Linked DNA regions of Homo sapiens: regions 2 and 3 are each linked to region 1. The links are chromatin contacts, found by Hi-C or POLR2A ChIA-PET in ENCODE. All regions are on one chromosome and are shown on one strand. The core of a region is the stretch at or near the end of the contact, and the rest is flanking DNA. Distances in the headings are between cores, read along the strand shown.

What was found. Hi-C counts contacts between places; a loop is a spot of excess contacts on that map. ChIA-PET counts read pairs that join two places held with the same protein, here RNA polymerase II (POLR2A). Pooled maps may share reads with other maps.
Region 2: a pooled map shows a loop between it and region 1 (12-fold over the local background). The contact joins the promoter of GDF9 here to the promoter of ETF1 in region 1. A Hi-C loop is called at or near these places in 5 of 50 pooled maps. POLR2A ChIA-PET finds 5 or more read pairs at or near these places in 2 of 52 experiments (OCI-LY7 and activated CD4-positive, alpha-beta T cell).
Region 3: a map of CD8-positive, alpha-beta T cell shows a loop between it and region 1 (7-fold over the local background). The contact joins the promoter of HSPA4 here to the promoter of ETF1 in region 1. A Hi-C loop is called at or near these places in 2 of 168 maps with a recorded cell type or tissue (CD8-positive, alpha-beta T cell and naive thymus-derived CD4-positive, alpha-beta T cell) and 7 of 50 pooled maps.

What each region holds. Positions count from the first base shown.
Region 1 is chr5:138,541,491-138,545,343 of GRCh38, reverse strand. It overlaps ETF1 (eukaryotic translation termination factor 1), which reads left to right and starts at 2,108. Exons shown (of 11, transcript NM_004730.4): 1 at 2,108-2,247; 2 at 2,408-2,511. The coding sequence starts at 2,426. RefSeq lists enhancers at 877-1,666, 1,548-1,947, 1,667-2,456, 1,398-2,597 and a silencer at 2,238-2,287.
Region 2 is chr5:132,864,670-132,868,522 of GRCh38, reverse strand. GDF9 (growth differentiation factor 9) reads left to right here and starts at 2,054. Exons shown (of 2, transcript NM_005260.7): 1 at 2,054-3,853. UQCRQ (ubiquinol-cytochrome c reductase complex III subunit VII) reads right to left here and starts at 1,881. Exons shown (of 3, transcript NM_014402.5): 1 at 1,836-1,881; 2 at 1,488-1,654; 3 at 1-1,035. The coding sequence starts at 1,641. The coding sequence ends at 941. RefSeq lists enhancers at 1,543-2,043, 2,044-2,544, 1,403-2,602.
Region 3 is chr5:133,050,391-133,054,243 of GRCh38, reverse strand. It overlaps HSPA4 (heat shock protein family A (Hsp70) member 4), which reads right to left and starts at 2,231. Exons shown (of 19, transcript NM_002154.4): 1 at 1,887-2,231. The coding sequence starts at 1,993. RefSeq lists enhancers at 55-1,017, 2,256-2,435, 2,626-2,675, 2,746-2,795, 1,982-2,944.

The DNA.
Region 1 (3,853 bases), core at 859-3,358:
AGAAGTATGACCGTGTCCCCACCCTATGAAAATACAGGTAATGGGGTCACTGTATAATACACTGGACTCCAAAAATGGAGTCGGGAAGCCATAAACTAGCTGTGGACTCTGAGCAGATCCCTTTCACTTTTCTTTGCCTCAGTTTCCCCATGTATGAAATGGAGGTCATACCCCCATCTTCAAAGTGTGGACACAGTTTATAACACATGCAAAAAGTATTCAAAAACCATACAAATGAAAGCGCATGACGGACATCCCTACTTACATGTCTCATAAGCAATCTCAAACTTAACAGGCCCAAGATGAAATTCTCAATCATCCCCCAACACCTACTCCTCACCTTTCCCACCTCAGTAAATGTCACCACTTCAGTACTCTGGGAACCATTCTTGGTTTTCCTCAACCAATCCATCATCCAGTCCTATTCACTTTTTTTTTTTCCTCGAGACAAGGTCTCGCTCTGTCACCCAGGCTGGAGTGTAGTGGTGTGATCTCAGCTCACTGCAGCCTCGAATTCCTCGGCTCAAGGGTTTCTCCCACCTCAGCCTCCCAAGCAGCTGGGACTACAGGCGCGGGCCACCACACCAGGCTAATATTTTGTAATTTTGTAGAGACGGAATCTTGCCATGTTGCCCAGGCTGCTCGCAAACTCCTGGGCTCAAGCGATCCTCCCCTTTGGCCTCCCAAAGTGCTGGGATTACAGCCGTGGGCCACTGCACCAGGCCCTTCATTCACTTCTATCTGCACTGTCACCACCCTAATGTAAGCGAAAATCATCTCTCACATGATAATGAAGCAGCCAAAATGGTCTCTGGGCTTCTCCTGTACTCTCTCCAGTCCACACCAGGGCTCTAAACCCTTTAAACTACCCACTGTTCTTGAAAGAAACCAAACTTCTGAATCTGGCTTAAAAGACCCTACATGACCTCTTCCCCTGCTGCTCCCTCAAACCACTCTCCCCGTCCCTGACCTTGTGCCAGCACACTGGCGTTTCTGTAGTTCTCAACTGTATTCTGTTTCCTCCTGACAAACTCTTAATCATCCTTTGGGTCTCATTTCAGAGCTGGGTCCCCGCCATACACTCTCAGAGCACCCTGAAGTACTTAAGCATTTGTGTAATTATTTTATTACAAAAAGTATAAAATCACAAACTTAAAAACCCAATCGACTATAAGCTCCATAAGGGTAAGTACTGTCATCTGTTTGGTTCACCTCTGTATCCCCAGGAAAACAGGGTCCAGCACACGGTCTGGGCTCAATATTTGAACCCAGACGAGGTGAGGGGGGACAAAGTAGCCACCTAAAAATCCTAACTCAAAAAGATAAAGTTCTAACCGTATGTGGATGCCCATTTTGTTTCAACTCTCTCCACCCCCATTCTCAACGGCTCAGGCCAAATCATACATGGGACCAGATACCTCAGGTCTCCAAGCTCAGGCAGCCCCCGCTGTCTTCCACCCCATAAAGTTCTAAGTCCAAAGTGAGCCCGTCCTAGCTCTGGGGCGAGAGAAAACAGGCCTCTTTCGCCCCTGCAGGTGAGGGTCCCGGACCGCCCGGAGGCAGGTTCCTCATCCAGACCTACTGGCCAGGACTCCTCCACACTATTCCGTGCAGCCATGACGCACGCAGACCGCAGCACTTCGTCAGCGAAGAAGCCGCTGAGCGCGAGGCGCTTCTTCGCGGCTTCTCAAGCACCGTTCAAACCGCGCGTCGGGCCCAAGTGCCTAGCTTCGAGTCGCAAAGCCTCAGATGTCCACCCTATTCAAGGAGAATGGACTGAAAAGACGACGACCCCGGTCCTCTCTCTTTAAGAACCACCCCCATTCGAGCCTGACGGGGGCTCTCAGTAAACTCGCGAGAGCCACCGGCTTCCGCCCGCTTCCTCCTCTCGCCTTGCCGGGCCGGAAGAAAGGTGGCACCTCCCACCCCCCAGCCTTACCTCACAAGGCGGCGCGGACCCAGCTGCAGCCAATCGGCGGGCTCATTGTAGGCTGCGGGGCAGAGAGCCAATGAGAAGTCGCGGCGGACGCCCAGCTTCTCCTCACTCGCACCGGCCCCCTCCCTTCCGCCTGCCGCCTTCCACTCCGCCCCTGGCGGAGGAAGTGATGTCACAGGCCCCATGTGAGCGGATTGCAACACATGCAGCTGCCTGGAGAGAGGGAGCCGGTGTCCTACGTCAGAGCCGCCGCCGCCGCGGAGCCGCCGCCGGGGAGGAGCAGCCGCTGCCGCCCAGGACTGGGCCCTTAGGTAAGGCACAGGGAGGGAAAGGCCGGTGACCTTTGTGGCGAGCTGCACCGGACGGGAGGAGAGGGCCTCTGGGGGATGGCGAGGAAGGGGGCCGCTCTGCCCCAGCGGCGGCGCTAACTCTGTGGTCTTGGTGTCTCCGGGCCCCGCCGGGCCGCTCTAGGGAGGAGGAGGCGAGAAGATGGCGGACGACCCCAGTGCTGCCGACAGGAACGTGGAGATCTGGAAGATCAAGAAGCTCATTAAGAGCTTGGAGGCGGCCCGCGGGTGAGCGCCGCGTCCGGCACCCTCCGTGCCCTCTTGGTTCCCGGACCCCTCAGGATGGACGCCCCCGCGCCGCATGGCCGGATGAGGAGAACCAGGCACTAGCCAACTCCCGCCTTCTGGATCTCTGGGTAGTAGCCCCTGACCCAGGGGCGAGGGTCGGCGCGGTTGGCCCGAGAAGGGGTCCTTTCCCCGCATGGGGGTAAGGGGCCCGCGCTCCCCGGTTTAGATCACTCGGCCCCCCTCGTGGTAGGCCACCGCTACTTTTGCACCTCTCCCGGGCCCTTAAGTCCAGGTCCTCCCTCTTCGGGCTCCAGGTGCTGCCACCCGACTCGGGTGCTATTGTGGCAAAGTGTTCGGCCTTCCTTTCCCAGGGCCCTTCCCTGATTTCCTCTTCTCCCTTCATTTCTCAGCCAGGCCTCATTAAAATGGCCTCTCCCTTCTGGGCTTCTGAGACCCGGGTGGGTGAAGTTTGGATGGGACGGGAAGCAGAGGTGGCCAGGGACAGCTTCTTTCTGATTCCTGATTTCTCTGGGTCTTCCACCTGTCCCAAGATGACTTCTCCCAAGTCCTCTAATTACCCCGGAGCTTCCTGGTTTTAGCTGTTCCAGGACCCACCTATAAACTGAAAATGCCAACGTACGCGCGATGTGAGGGGTGCTGGGTAGGTTTTGGTTAATGAATCTGCATGTGTATGTCCAGGAGAAATACGGGTTAGGGGGCCGTTTGATAGGAATCATAACTACAGAGTCCCTGCTGGCATTTCTCTGAAACTTGTGGGGATATCGCTGTAGAGAGGCGCCTGATGTGCTTGATGCTTGTTGAGTGAGATTCATAATTGAATTAAATGGGCTTTGAGTCTTGTACATTTTGATAAGAAACTGTAGGTGTGTCCATTGGGGGGAGAGTAGGCTAGATTAAAATTAGCTGTGTGTGTGTGTTTTCTTTTTTTTTTAACGTTGTTCGTTTGAGGAAGGTGTGCCAGGGGTATTCCTGTTTCTTTTATTACTTTATTTTGTTCCTTTCCCAGTCATAGAAACTTTTTACTTACAGGAAGTGCCCCCCCCCCCAAAAAAAAGTGTTTGGAACATTATTACATACTTGTATGTCTGAGCATTCTTAGAATAGTAGAATGGCCTGCCTCAGGCCATGTGAAAAGTTGATTTCAGCACAAGAATTTGACATTCTGGTTTCCAGCCCAGGATTGTCATTTATGGGTAGATTTGCAATTTTAGAATGACAGCCCCTCCAAGCTCTTCATTATTACTGTTATATGAAACAGGATGTGCTTAATTGTACTGAAGGCCCAATTCACAGGTTGGTTTTACTAGTGTTTTGTTCTTAA
Region 2 (3,853 bases), core at 805-3,304, 5.7 Mb after region 1:
CTATTGTAATGTTAGCGTATTTTATGTGTGGCCCAGGGAAGCTAAAAGATTGGACACCCCTGCAATAGAGCATAGTTTTAAGAGCATCACTTTAGTGCAAGACTCCACCATTCACTGCTGTATAATTTCTGGCAAATTACTTAATCTCTCTGTGCCCATTTCCTCATCTGCCAAATGAGGATACGTTAAAGGTGCTTGTGAGGTTTAACAGTTCATTTGTGTAGCTAAGAAGAGTATTTGAGGCCCAGAGCACCATGGCTTACGCCTGTAATCCCAGCACTTTGGGAGGCTGAGGCGCACAGATCATCTGAGGTCAGGAGTTCCAGACCAGCCTGGCCAACATGGTGAAACCTGTCTCTACTAAAAATACAAAAAATTAGCCAGGTGTGGTGTCCTGCACCTGTAATCCCAGCTACTCGGAGGCTGAGACAGGAGAATCGTTTGAACCCAGGAGGCACAGATGGCAGTGAGCCGAGATCACACCACTGCACTCCAGCCTGGGTGAGAGAGCAAGACTCCATCTCAAAAAATAAAAAATAAAAGCGTCCCTGACACATACTAATTACAATATAGTTAGTAGACTTTATTGTTGCTATGGGAGCAGAGGGCCAAGAACCAGCACTCGCCATAGCCCATGTCACCCACAAATGGTTAGATGCAGGAGTACCTGCAGCTACTTTCTTGTAGATAATGGAACAAAGGGGGAGCCCTGCTCTTTCACCAAAACCCGAGACCAGGCAAAACTTCAAGACTCATGCTGAGGAGGGGCGCTTCATGAACTTGAATATTAGTGGTCACACAGGATTCTACTCACAAAAATGTAATATCACAACAGTGCAGACCATAGGAAGTTTATTGTGTCTTTGAGACACTACAATGCAGACTCCTCTTCCAGAGAAAGGTCTTTCAGAGACAGGGAACCGTCATCCGGATGCGTTGCTCATTTGTCATTTTCATAGGCAGCTGGATTCTTCCTCTTGGATCTCTCGAACTCTTCAGTCCCCCATGTGTAGATAAGATAAAACACTACAAACTCTTTAAAAATTAAGAGAGTAAACAGAGAGCACACATATAAGACATATAGAAGAAAAAAAAAGGTCTCAGTCCTCTTGTCTTCTTTAAAGCATACACTTCAGTAGTTCTTAGCATATCCAAGGCCATGCAACTATCATCACTATCTGCTGCACGTTTAACACAAAGCATTTCACCACTGGTAAGAACTAAATAAAGGTGACCTCAGAGGAACATGCTGGAATCACCCGAGTGACCTTGGGCCAGTCATTTCAGTTCTGTAGCTCAGTTTTCCCCGTGTAAGATGGGGAGGATAATATGACCAGCTTAAGGGCGGTCAGGAATATTCAATGAGAAAGGTGTGTACGGCAAGTTACAGAGCGCCTGCCCGGCCGCCAGCGCTCAGAGGGGAGGCGCAGTGACTGCTGCTGCTGCTGGGGTCCAGCCTCCCGCTCCCGCGGGCCCAAGGCACTCACGCGGCACCACGCGAAAGAAAGACTCCCGAATGCGGCGCAGAACATTGGGGATTCCTTTAGTGAAGACGTGCGGATAGGCGCGCTGCTCGAACGGTGACAAGCTGTAGCTGATCACATGCCGCATCCGCGTCAGATTCCCAAACTCGCGGCCCATTGTGGCGGCGGCCCTGCAGGACCGAGGGTGGACAGGCGCTTGGCTCGCTTTCGCGAAGCGCCGCAGTCCCCGCGGGGGTCCATCCCCAACCCCAGACTCCTGCCCCTGCACTCCTTATCCTTTCCCAGCCCAGCGGGGCGCCCCTAGCCTCCCAGGGTCCACGAACACTGCACAACCAGACCCCACTCACGCACAGGGCTCAGCTCGCCCTCCACAGTCACCGATCCGGTTGACTCGTTCGTCATTTCCGGCAAGGTTGGAAGCCGCTCTTGGAGGTCGTGAGGTAACTTCCGGGAGATACCATTTTCCTACTGTCTCTAAGGGATGACGCCTTTGTCCCAGAAAGAAGTGGGCTGACTGGGTGACCCGTAGGTGGGAGGTGCCTTGGAGGCCCTGCCCGGGCCGGTGGGGTGGAGCCTAGCGGAGGACGTCGGGGATTGAACTGACTTTGGGGGACAGTGGACAGGCGGAGGCGCTCACACTTCTCCTCAGCCCTCGGCTTTTCTGTGGAATCCCAGTCAGGAAGCGGCCGAATGCGGGAGGCGGGGGAGGGAACAAAAAGGTGACGAGGAAGGGGCCTGCCGACCTCCGGGGCAGCGCTGGCCAGGAGCTTGGGGCCTGCGAGTCTTCCCAGCTGTAGACAGAGCGCCTCTGAGCCCCGAGGCCGGGCCGCCCCACAGCAGAGGAGCACGAGGTTTCATTTGGCCTTGGCCAGTAGCTCAAAGGGGGCTTCGTTATTTTCAGGCCATGAGCGACCCCAGCACCAAAATCAGGGACACACATCGAAGGCTTCTCTTGGACTCTGTTTTAGAGTCCCCTGGCAGGCTGTTAACGTTCCCAAGAGATAATACAAACGTTTCGTCAGTTTCAGCCACAAAAATAATCAAATAATCGTCAATTGATGAATGCTGAGGCCGCCTCGACAGCAGCCAGCGTCCTCCCCAGATGGTTTGCGTGGGGTGGGGGGAATCACGATGCCCCAGTTCTTTCTTCTCCCCACGTGAGAAGCAAGGAAAGTCGGGTGAGAGGCCTTATTATGTTTTCCCTGAAGTGCATTCTGCTTGACGATGCTGTTGTCAATGTACAGCTCGCCCTGAGGTGTCTTGTCAGTGTTTTGTTAATGGAATTGCTGGCCATATTTTATCTAGGACTAAGCTCTCATTCAACAGTTGGCTGTGTTTTATAACACTACTTACGGACCACGGAGGCTCGGCAGGCAGTCAACTTGTATTTTGCAGACATACCTTAGTTTTCTCATGTAGGTACTGCACAAACTGGCTTCGTATCTTGCACTATGAGTGTAGGCTGACTCTTCCAGCATAGTCTCCTTCGGGGTGGCGCTGAATATCCCCTCATTTCAGCTTTTCATGGTGCTCCTTTGCCTCATTTTTTTAAACCATAATGTCTAGCCTGGTCTCAGCTCCAAGGCAAGAACAGAAATACAGGTAAGGACAGAAATATTGTGGCAAATTCTACCACCATTTGGATGAATAATAATAAAACGTTCATTTATTTTATAGCATCTGCAAACATCCCAAAACCTTTCAACCAAAATATGTATAGATGAGTGTGCAGACCAAAGTAAGGACATCAGTATGTTACATTTAAAAATAAGTCAAGGTTAAAGGCGGTGTCCTCTTTTAAGAACATCGCAAATACAATTCCAGTACTCCAAGTACGTATTCTGTACCCAGCCACCTGGGAGGACTGAGAGACCTAATGGTTTTCTGCTTTCTGGAACTTCTATGCCAATTGTGACTTTCTCACCCAAATTTGTAAATTCGCAAATTAACATGCAGCGAATAATTACAATTGTAAACACCTGGAAGTGGAAAAGGCCGTGAGGATAAATTGAGAGGAAGAGTAAACCTAATACCATAAGTTGCATACCAGCAGATCTGAGTATCGTCATGAATAATTGGTTAGCTTTTCCACATGCCTTAGAAGTTTCAGCAAGCACCTAGCGAACATCTTAATCCAAATTTCTCAAAAAATGAGAGATTTTATTTAAGATCATTCCTCAATTTATCTTAGACTTTCAGCTACATAGTTAGTCCGGTAGTGTAACAGTAACGGGTTTTACGTAAATGCCAGGGGAAAAGAGAGGAAAGCTAAATAACCAAGTAAATCTGTATCTAATTAACAAATTGGCTAAATAAGGTGTTATCAGCTGCTTGATATAGAGCTGATAAAATCTTCAGCTAGGCATACT
Region 3 (3,853 bases), core at 982-3,481, 5.5 Mb after region 1:
GGAACAGAGTAAGACTCCTTTTCTCAAAATAAATAAATAAATAAATAAACCTTAATAGGGCTGTTAACAAGACTAAACTCAGCAAAGGGACAGCAAACTACCGTTTTGGCTTCTGGGATGAGTTTTCAGGGGAAGCACCTGGGTTAGGAGGTGGGGGGTGCGGAAATTTGACAAGTGGAAAGGAAATGTGAGACTTCTGAACAATCTAGTTTCGCTGAAACCTGCTGAAGAAATGTGACAAAAATTGAGGGTGAAAATAATGGACCTTAGAATTGAGCCCCTGGGGCCGGGCACCGTGACTCACGCCTGTAATCCTAGCACTTTGGGAGGCCGAGGCGGGAGGATCACTTGAGGTCAGGAGTTCGAGACCAGCCTGGGCAACTCGACAACACCCCGTCTCTACTAAAAATACAAAATTTAGCCGGGCATGGTAGCACGCGCCTGTAATCCCAGCTCCTCAGGAGACTGAGGCAGGAGAATCGCATGAACCCCAGAGGCCGAGGTTGCAATGAGCCGAGAGCATGCCACTGCACTCCAGCCTGGGGCGACAGAGCGAGACTCCATCTCAATCAATCAATAACAAGTGAGCCCCTGGGCAGGGCACGGTGGTTCATGCCTGTAAGCCCAGTACTCCAGAAGGCCGAGGCTGGAGGACTGCTTGAGTCCAGAAGTTCGAGACCATCCTGAGTGACATAGTGAAACCCGATTTCTACTAAAAATAAATAAAATTAGCCAAGCATGGTGGCGCACGCCTGCAACGCCAGCTACTCAGGAGGCTGAGGTGGGAGAATCACCTGAGCCAGGAGCCAGGGAGGTCGAGGCTGCAGTGAACCAAGATCGCACCACTGCACTCCAGCCTGGGCAGCCAGAGTGAGACCCTGTCTGTCTCAAAAAAGAAAAAAAAAAAAAAAAAAAGAAGAGAGACCCTGAATGGCAAATAATACAGAACTTCTTACAAGATTTTGTCTAAGAACACGACAACGGATTAAAATGTATCTACAAGTATTCAAAAGGCAGACACTGTAACCAGTGAAAGACCTGAGTGACCCACCATTTTTTAGAACTGTGTCTATGCTGGTCCCAAAACTTACTATGGGTTCTAGAAGTCAAGGCGGGCCCTTGAGCCACTAACAATTGTGGCCAACACACTGGTTAGAATGCATTATCGTTAAAGTGCAACCCTATTGAGGGGTTAACGCGCACAAAACAGAGAGTGACCCAATATAGCACAATATCCCGAAATAATGTGGAAAACAAAAGCGATTGCAAAGTTATCATAAGAGCACCGATTTTATTAAATTCCTATCCGTGCCAACCCAATCTCAAGACCCCGAGTCCATCCGGAACCCGTGCCTGAGGCTGCTCCAGCTCGCTCTCTTCCGGGCGCTGCCCCGCCCCCACTCACGTGGGACGCTGACCGCTCCACGGTCTCGCGGCTGGCAAGCCCCAGAACCCGTTCGATTCAACTATTATTAAGCGCCTGCTGTGTGCAAAGTTCTGAGCTTTCTGTTGGACTCAAAAGACTCAGTACGACCTGGGCCTGGTCTCTGCCCTCAAGAAAAGGACCGCGATCCGTTTACATCCTAGGCCTGCAGTCCTTCCAGTTCCTACCCGTGCCCTCCGCTGGTCCGAGTACCGGCCAGAAGCCTTTCTTCGGCCGACGGGCCACCGGGGAAAAGGCCCTCGCGCTTAGCACACACCCACGCTCATAGTGGGCCGCGGCCCCTAGTGTCCTAATACCTACTGGGGGTCCCTGACCTACCGGGACCTCGGCTCGGAACGGAGGCGACTCCTCGGCCCGCGTTCCCCAAGCAGCGAGGGTCCCAGACTGGAACAAGCATTATCTCCTAACCCCAGTGCACGCGGCAGGCCCGGCCCACACTTACGGCGTGCAGCGGTCGCTATACTCATTAGCGATAGTCTCGATGCCGCCGGCGCGGGCCACAGCGACGTAGCAGCTCTGGAAGCCCAGGTCTATGCCCACCACCGACATGGCGCCGGCTACTGCTCGGGCTCGGGCCCGGGTCCGGCCACCGAGACAGGACACGGACCCCCGGCGGGGCTAGCGAGTGGAAAGCAGGCCTCTTGGGCCGAGGCTACTGAGGGGCTTGCGGTGTCCACGCGAGCGCCTAAGTCCTTCCAGTGGGTACTGCAACCGAGAGCGCTGCTCAGGCCGGCTCCGGCTCAGTGGCCGCAGAGGAGGCGCCGGTAGCGGGGGCGGAGAAGATCTCGAAAGATCTCGTTGCGACGAGAGCGGAGCCGCAGCACCAGAGCTACGAAAGAACGGGATGTTCTCGCGATATCCCGGCTCAGGCGCTTTTCCCCTTGAGGCCCCGCCCCCAGTACGTCTGAATACGTCACGTCCTGGCTCGAGAACCTGGGAAAGGACTGGGTGGCTGAAAGATGGCTGGAAAGCGCATTTAGCCAACCGAGCCTGCGCATGGAACCTGCGGCGCTGCACAGCTGCATAGAGATGTGGAGCACCTCCCTTTACCGTAGAAAGTAGGCGAGCCAGCTCGAGGCACTATACTGAGGAAGCGCTGCGGCCTACTTCCGCCGTTTTTCTTAACATCAAAGAAACTTCCGGTAGTGGGGTGTCTTGCATTCCACCGTGTCGGTGCCCCAGAATGAGACGCAAGCTGATCTGCAGATCCCGCAGGGTGCCTTCTGCTCTTTTCGGGGCAGGTTGGCCGGTAGGGGAGAAGGCCGCCATTGGAACGCGGCCTTTATGTCGGGTTCTCTCAAGAGTCTAAGATCGCACCCTCACCAGCGGAGGGAAGGAGCCCACTCCCAGCCACACCGCTTTGTTTTCTTTCGCTTAGCCTTGTTGCGCCGTTCTCTAAGCCACTCATGTCCTTAGATCAGATTGAGGGGCCCGCAGGATTTAAGCCTTTAATCCACAGCACATTCCAAGCACCTACCCGGTGGTAGGCCCTAACAAGGAACACAGGCAAGTGACACGCTGCCTGGCCTGAAAGGTCCGCTCAGACCTTTACATGAAGTTAATAAATGTTAAGCTTCAGGGCCCCTCGCTTGTATGGCCTCCTGGGAGAATAGATAGTTGCTGAGTTGTGGAGAGGGGAAGCCAGCTTGAGATTAGGAAGCAAATCTATGTAAGCATTTCTAATAAATTACCCAGAGAGATCTAAGGAGAATCTGAATCTCCAAGTCTCTAGTAATGTGTTGTGATTTGTCGTTTTAATTATTTGTTTTGTGTATTTGTAGGGCCCCCCAATGGTATATAAGTTTCACCTCTGCAAAACCTGGATCATCCCCATCATGAGGGTGGCTAAACAAGTAAAGGTGACCCCAGTACAGAATGGCGAGTGCTATATGCACAGAATGGTGGAGACTAGGACAACTTCCCAGAAAAGGAAAAGGCTGTGTTCAAGTTTGGAAAACTAGCAATAGAGACCATAGTTTAAGGACTAAAAAGAAATTCTCCGTTGCTGGAGGGTACATCATGAGTTGAAGGTCTCAAGGCTAGAGTACCTGCCCTTCAGCCATTTTAAAAGTGAATGAGCAAAGAAGAAATTACATTGCCCTGGTATGCCCTTCCCTTTAAATACCTGCATTTCCTGCCACCTCCGGAGGTACTTCACTCTATAGGAGCAACCCCAAACCCGGGTTGATTACCATTAAAACTTGCAAATGGCCACACTGTTCTCACATTTTGCCTAACTAAAACCTGTTAATTCTTCAAAGACAAGTACCAGGTGCTACCTGTAAAAGGGTACTGGGAATAAAAAGAGTAGAGGCAGCCAGGAACAGCCTTTGGAAAAACGAGAGCAGGGACATATTTGTACATTGTATACCCATGTTCATAGTAGTTTATTCACGGTAGCTAAAAGGA